Linked DNA regions of Homo sapiens: region 1 is linked to region 2. The links are chromatin contacts, found by Hi-C in ENCODE. All regions are on one chromosome and are shown on one strand. Each heading gives the region's core, a stretch centred on a gene start or an enhancer-like site at or near the end of the contact. The rest is flanking DNA. Distances are from core to core; before and after follow the strand shown. Region 1 has its middle 88 kb from the start of SGIP1. Region 2 holds the start of AK4 (adenylate kinase 4).

What was found. Hi-C counts contacts between places; a loop is a spot of excess contacts on that map. Pooled maps may share reads with other maps.
Region 1: a loop to region 2 is called in a pooled map, with 2.8 times the contacts of the local background. The contact joins the enhancer-like site here to the promoter of AK4 in region 2. A Hi-C loop is called at or near these places in 3 of 50 pooled maps.

The regions. Positions count from the first base shown.
Region 1 is chr1:66,444,147-66,447,510 of GRCh38, forward strand. No RefSeq gene overlaps it. Among named protein-coding and RNA genes, the nearest start is that of SGIP1, 88 kb to the right of the region's middle. RefSeq lists enhancers at 2,435-2,484, 2,495-2,544. Within about 2 kb of position 1,490, at least 14 of the 41 ENCODE cell types and tissues checked have a DNase peak (open chromatin) inside an H3K27ac peak, as active enhancers do.
Region 2 is chr1:65,146,744-65,149,904 of GRCh38, forward strand. AK4 (adenylate kinase 4) reads left to right here and starts at 1,460. Exons shown (of 5, transcript NM_013410.4): 1 at 1,460-1,809. The coding sequence starts at 1,665. RefSeq lists silencers at 627-866, 877-1,376, 1,757-2,056, 2,117-2,396 and enhancers at 1,990-2,708, 2,709-3,161.

The DNA of each region.
Region 1 (3,364 bases), core at 240-2,739, 1.3 Mb after region 2:
TGTTCCTCCTCCCTGGTCACACCTGGACTTCCTCAAGGCAATAAGCTCTGGCAATGGCTTCAACTTGCTTGCTTCAGGTGTCACTGTCCCTCATTGCCTGATGTCTAGAAACTTCAAAAACTCTTTCACGTATTTTTTTTTCTTTTGTTGTTATTGTTGTTGTTTCAGGCAGGAGGATAAATTCAATCCCTGCTACTCCACCTTCCCTGAAAGTAGACTCGTGTTCACATTTTTCGAAGTATCCTTATATTTTAGATTAACATATTGAGTGATGTACAGATAAAATGACAAGACATCTGGAATTTGCTTTAACATACTACTGACATCTGAAAGTGTGGGGGGCCTAGATGAAACACAATTGGCTCCAAGTTGATAACTCTTCATACTGGGTGATGGGTAAAATGGAGATGAAAGAAAGAGAGAGAGAGAGAAAGAAAGGAAAGGAAGAAAGAAGGAAGGAAGGAAGGAAAGAAGGAAGGAAGGAAGGAAAGAAGGAAGGAAGGAAGGAAAGAAAGTTGGTGTGAGCTTAAAATTTTCCATAAAACAGTTTTCAACATAAAGATCTTGATACTACTGCCTAGCTCAAGGGATTGTTGTGAGGATTAAATGTGGAATTGTATGTAAATTGCCTAGAACTATGCTTAGAACTTAACGAAGAGTAGCTATTAATACTACATAATTGTATAAAACCAACTACCAAATATATATTAAAGAAGTCTGATAAAAATTTCTCCTGAAAAGAGATAACCCTTTAGCTAAGAATGAATGCAGGTCTCTGCTCACCCCCACCACCTTCCTATTCCCTCCCGTGGTGCTGTCTTTCTAATGTCACCCTGAGCTCTGGCTGCCTGGCCCAAATAAGTCAACACGTCAGCATCAGGAAAGAGGTATTTGGAGAAGGATTAGAGAGACAATTTTAAGCTCATACAAACTTTTCTTCTTTCTCTCTTTATTTCTCCCTCCCTCCCACCCTTCTCCCTTCCCTCCCCTCTCCTCCCCTTCCCTCCCCTCCCCTCCCCTCCCCTCCCCTCCCCTCCCCTCCCCTCCCCTCCCTTTCCTTTCCTTTCCTTTCCTTTCCTTTCCTTTCCTTTCCTTTCCTTTCCTTTCCTTTCCTTTCCTTTCTTTTCCTTTCCTTTTTTTTTCTGTGCATTAGTTCCTTCAGGGAGTCTCCCAAACCCACCAACACTAAATTTGGTACCTTTTCTCTGAATTTTCCTGGCACTCTGTCCCTCCTACTGTCAAAGCACTTAAATAGGGCCTGGTAGCTCTCTAGTTTGGAACCTCTCTCCCAATTCCTAAGATTTCCTTACATTTGTTTCCATATCCTTAGAGCCCAGCACATAGTAGACACTCAAAGCATGCTCGTGGAGCTGTTTAACTTCATGGTCCCACCTGTCCATCTTTGCGACCCTCTTCTCTATGTGCTTTGTTTCTTCCTCTGTGGGCTTTGTTCCTGCCTCTGTGGGCTTTGTTCCTGCCTCTGTGCACAGCCTGCTGGGGTGACGCTTTCCTGTTTGAGAGTCTTGACATTCAGTTTCTGTTTATGTACTTACTCAGGCTCATTATAAGAACTGGCTCTTTTCTTTTTCAATTAATTGCACTGCCATGAAAACTCTGTCTCTCCAACCCTTCTCCAAATACCTCTTGTTGCTGTGTTGAGTTATTTGAGCCAGGCAGCAAGAGCTCAGCAAGACAGTAGAAAGACAGAACCAGGAGAGAGAAGAGGAGGGTGCTGGAGATGAACAGAGACTGCAGGGGTCTCCTTTCAGGCTGGTCCAGAGCCCCACATCTCTTAGTATGCACTCAAGTAGACCAGGGTGAAAAATTCAATCATGAAAACGAAAGAACTTAGAACCACAAATGTGAGGGCTAGGAGGGGCATCAACATAACTGAACCTTTCATACTTGCTCCAATCACCAAACACACATGTGCACACACATGTGCAAATGCACGCACACACATGCACACACCTTGTCAGCTGGACTTGTCTCTGAAGTTTCCTTAGGTCATTGTGGAACAAGAGAACAATTTGAAAATCACCGGCCAAGTTGGATATTTTTAATTTGAGGAAAGGCACAGAGATGTTGAGTCTGGTATCCAAATCTCACAATTTCTGGTTTCTTTTCTTTCCATTAATTAATCTACACTGCCACCTCTGACCAAAACAACAACAACCATGCTCCATAGATGTATCTGCATTCTGGATGTCACAGCCATAGAAATCTTCCCAGTGTGAATCAAATATTAGTAGACGTGTTGCTGGAAAAATCACAGCTTTCAAGAATGAATCTGAAAGATTTCAAGCTTTTCTCAGAAAGAAAAGGCCGCGTGATATCCAGATTGAGATTATTTGAAAAGCTGAGACTGGGGAGATGAATCTTCTGCTTGGAAGGCCAGAAAACAACGAAGGCCATTTTGTGTGCCTGAGAGAGAGAGAAAGTGGTTTTACACCACCATCTAGTGGTAGAAAGCAATACTGTCGCTAAAGCTCAAAAAGGGTTCATGATTTTTTTAATTCAACCGACAAGGATTTATTCTAAAGTCTCTGATTTGTCAGAGCTTATACTAGACACTGGGGATATAGCAAATGTTAATTACAAAAATCCATATACCAATTTCAGAAATCTCTCTCCCCCTGTTATTCTTACAAGCATCTCTAGTCTGCGGTCTTCACTACCAGGTCCCTCTCACTCCTGAATCTGTAATCCAAAGTGACCCTCAGACAGCTCAGATACCAGAACATAGAGACCTCTTAAACGCCAAGCTCCTGATGTGGACATTTCTGGGGAAGGGGAGGCTTTCACAAGTTCTCCTTGAATGATAACCATTCAGTTGCTATCAGTCTGAGAATGCAAATATATGTGCTTTCTTGAGTCTTGGAGAATGAGACATCAAGATTCAGGTCATTCTCATGGAATTTTGGAGAAAGATTCTTATGATGGAATAGGACATTATATGATGTCTTGAAAAGGACAGCCTATGATGTTCAGGGCTCAAAAAGTATCTGACCTATAATCCAATGACCTATAATCCAATGATGAATTACACACACACACAATAAACATAATTTTAATGCATTGTTACACTTATTAAAAAGTGAGGGAAAACTTCTGAGGCTCTAAGAGTTAAGTAAATAATAACAGAAGCAATGAACTACAACCTGAGCAGGCAGCCGTAGCAGTAAGCAAGTGAGCAGAGGAGGGAGTTATATGGTGGGATTGTCTGGAAATAAATACTTACATTGCTGCAATCAGCACCTCCAATATAGGTTATTGGATTCTTACAGATTGTATTCCATAAAATATAGCTCATAACGAAAACAGAAAAACCAAAACCAAAGAACACACAAGGAGCACATGAGAG
Region 2 (3,161 bases), core at 210-2,709:
TCTGAGGCCGGGAAATAATAAATATTGATTTTCACTTTATCAGTATTCCTGGCAGCTGCACGGAAAATGGAATGGCACAGAAACTGGAGTCTTATGGGCACTTATCCCACTAGTTGGGGTGGGAAATTAAAGGCTGTGTGTAAGGTGGGCACAGATCTAACAGAATGTGGATTGGGATATGCAGGGGAGGGTGGAGTGGGGGAAGACAGACTCCATTTGGACTTGGTGAGTTATAGGTGCAGCACCAGCATAATGCGCATGGAAGTCCTGGAATCATTTACCAAGAAGGTCCTGAACACAGGTGAGGGACATCCCCTTCTTCCCTGTTCCCTAAGGCGCCTAGACTTTGGAGTCAGTCAGTCTTGGGTTCCAGCCTCCCGCTAGGACGCAATTTCTTGAGAGCAGGATTCGATCTGTTGTTCACGGCTAGATCCTAAGCGCCTAGAATAGTTTCTGGCACACAGTAGGCACTCAATAAACATTTGCAGAATGAATCAATGAATGAATGGTCACGCTCCATTCCTCGGCTGTAAACACAATGAAATCACCTAGCCGCAAACTTGGCGCACAGTAGGCGCTCAACAAGTTGTATTTTTCCCTTCCCTTGCAGTAGACCGCGGTCCCCAGGCGACCGCGAAAGAAAAAAAGGGGTTTCTCTACCTCGCGTGGTCTGCACCTCGCTTCGCCCCCGCAGCCCTCGCTGGGTCGCAGGGAGCACGTGGGCCAGGCAGGCTGGGTGGGAGTGGAGTGGAGTGGAGGGGAGGGGGCGGCGGCCAGCGGCTCGCGCGGAGCCGGTCTCCCGGGCTTACGTAAGGCGCGAGTCCCGCGCGGCCGGCCGGGGCTCCGCGACTGGGCGGGCGGAGGCGGCGCCGCCCTGCAGGATCCGGGCTGGAAGCCTCTCGGAGTGCTGCCTCCAGCCAAGGTGTGTGTTTATTTGATTGCTTTTGGTGGCGAGGCGCGGGGCTCGGGCTCGTCGCGCGCCCCATGGCCGGGGAGCGCATCCGCCAACCCCGGGCGGAGGTGGGCCCCTCCGAGCGCGCGCGGGCGGCGGGCAGCGGCGGCAGCTGAGACTCCGGGGGATGTGACAGCCGCCGGGGAGGGGACGAGACGCAGACCACACGTTGCCCACGTGCGAGGACCGGGCAGGGGCTCAGCCCCTAGGCCGCCCGGTGCGTGGGGCGGCGGGGGCTGGCTTTGAGTCACCCCCGCTTGTGCCAGCTTCCCCGGCTCGGCGGAGACTGGCTTGGGGATGCCTGGCCGCCCGGCCCCCTTCTCGGACGCGGCGTGGGGAGCGAGCTGGAGTTAAGGATGAAGGTGGGACTGGCCGGGCCGACCTCTGACCCCTGGAGGCCGAGTCGGCAGGGCGGGGCACGGCGCGCTTCAGCAGCTTTGCGTGGGGGCGAGGAGGTGGAGGAGGGCGAGGAGGTGGAGAAGGGCGGGGAGGTGTAGCGTGGCGCTCAGTCCGCCTGCTACTCGGTCCCGGCGCTGGGCTGAGGGGAGGGGTTGTCTTAAAAGTCTCTCCTTCCCCCTGTAGGGGCGGCCGGCGAGTCCCAGTGAGAGCGGAGGGTGCCAGAGGTAGGGGGCCGAGAAACAAAGTTCCCGGGGCTTCCTCCGGGGCCGCGGTCGGGGCTGCGCGTTTGACCGCCCCCCTCCTCGCGAAGGCAATGGCTTCCAAACTCCTGCGCGCGGTCATCCTCGGGCCGCCCGGCTCGGGCAAGGGCACCGTGTGCCAGAGGATCGCCCAGAACTTTGGTCTCCAGCATCTCTCCAGCGGCCACTTCTTGCGGGAGAACATCAAGGCCAGCACCGGTGAGGGGCTGCGGGGACGAGGGCCGGGGGCGAGCCGCGTTGGGCTGGGGTGAGGCCCTGGAGGGACTGGGGCTCCCGGATCACGGCGCCCTTCCCCCGCCCGCGTGTGGTCGTGCAGGCTCGTACGTGCCGGGGCGCATGCAGCTGGCGGCCGCGCGGCTTAACCGCGCCTGGGGAGGAGGCCGAGGCTCCAGGGGCGGCCGGTGGGAGGTGCCCACGGCTCCTCTCCACCGCTCCTCCTGTCGCGAGGAATAGCCCGAGCCACCCGGCCGAGGGAACGAGAACTAGGCAGGGAAAACCCGGAGCTTCCGTCTCACGCTGCCCTCCTTAAGGCAGAGCCGTCCCCGTACCCCTTAGCCCTGGCCCCCTCCCCCGAGTCCCTAGAGAGCCGCGCGCCCCCTCCCGCGGGAGCCCAGAGGCGGAGCGCCGCCCACCTGTGGCAGTCGGGCGGGGCCGCGCGCCGGGGAACCTGTGGCGCCGGGGGGCTCGCAGCCTCGCGCCTCTCCAGCCCCTCCACGCAGCCTCGGGCCTCGGGGCAGAGCCCTGGGTGGCTTTGAAAGGCCTGTCTGTTCGTTGTCGCCTTCTAAGGTAAACTCTCCCCAGCAACTCCCCCCCCTCCCGAAGCCGCCGGGCCTGGCCGTCAGGAGACTCGGAGGAGACTCGTTCTGATAAATTACATTTTGTAATGCAGCTTTCCTGGAAATGGCTTCTTGAGCTGCCTCCCTTGGCATGAGATGCCTCCTTTGGCTGGCGTGGTGAACTTGGGGATATATAGATCGCCTGATTTCTTAGTCTGACGGGGTTGAGTGCGTCCCTTTCCCCCTCTCCTCCCACTCCACGTTCACACCAGTTCCGAAAGAATTGGCGTTAAAAGGCGAGAGGTAGCGGTTGTGCTGCTGCGAGGCTCTTAACCCTTCTGGGATGGAGATGCTGGTAATTAGCAACTCCTTTATGAAAAGTTGTTCTTCCCAGCAGGGGTCCTTTACTGTCGATGTACTTCTCAAGGATGTCCGGGCTGGTTATTGCCCATCATGGACTAATTATCCGGAGATCTGCATTTCAGAAGCACAGACTGGCTTGAAAAGGAAGGTGGAGGACAGTACCAGAAAACAAAAGGAAAGCTTAAAAGCAAGGAATTAAGAAGTATCTCCAGAATTGTATTCCTTATCTCTTAAGCAGATTGAAAAAGCGGACTTTTACAGGAAACTCTTCCCCCACCCCCATGTCTCAAAAGGAAGAATTATGTGTACCAGATTGCACTTGAGTTTTCTGTTGTGGGTATTGTTACCTCAAGTGCGCCTATTTTGATTTTAATACATTCACATGCATTTTATTCTTGAAATGCTGCGGTT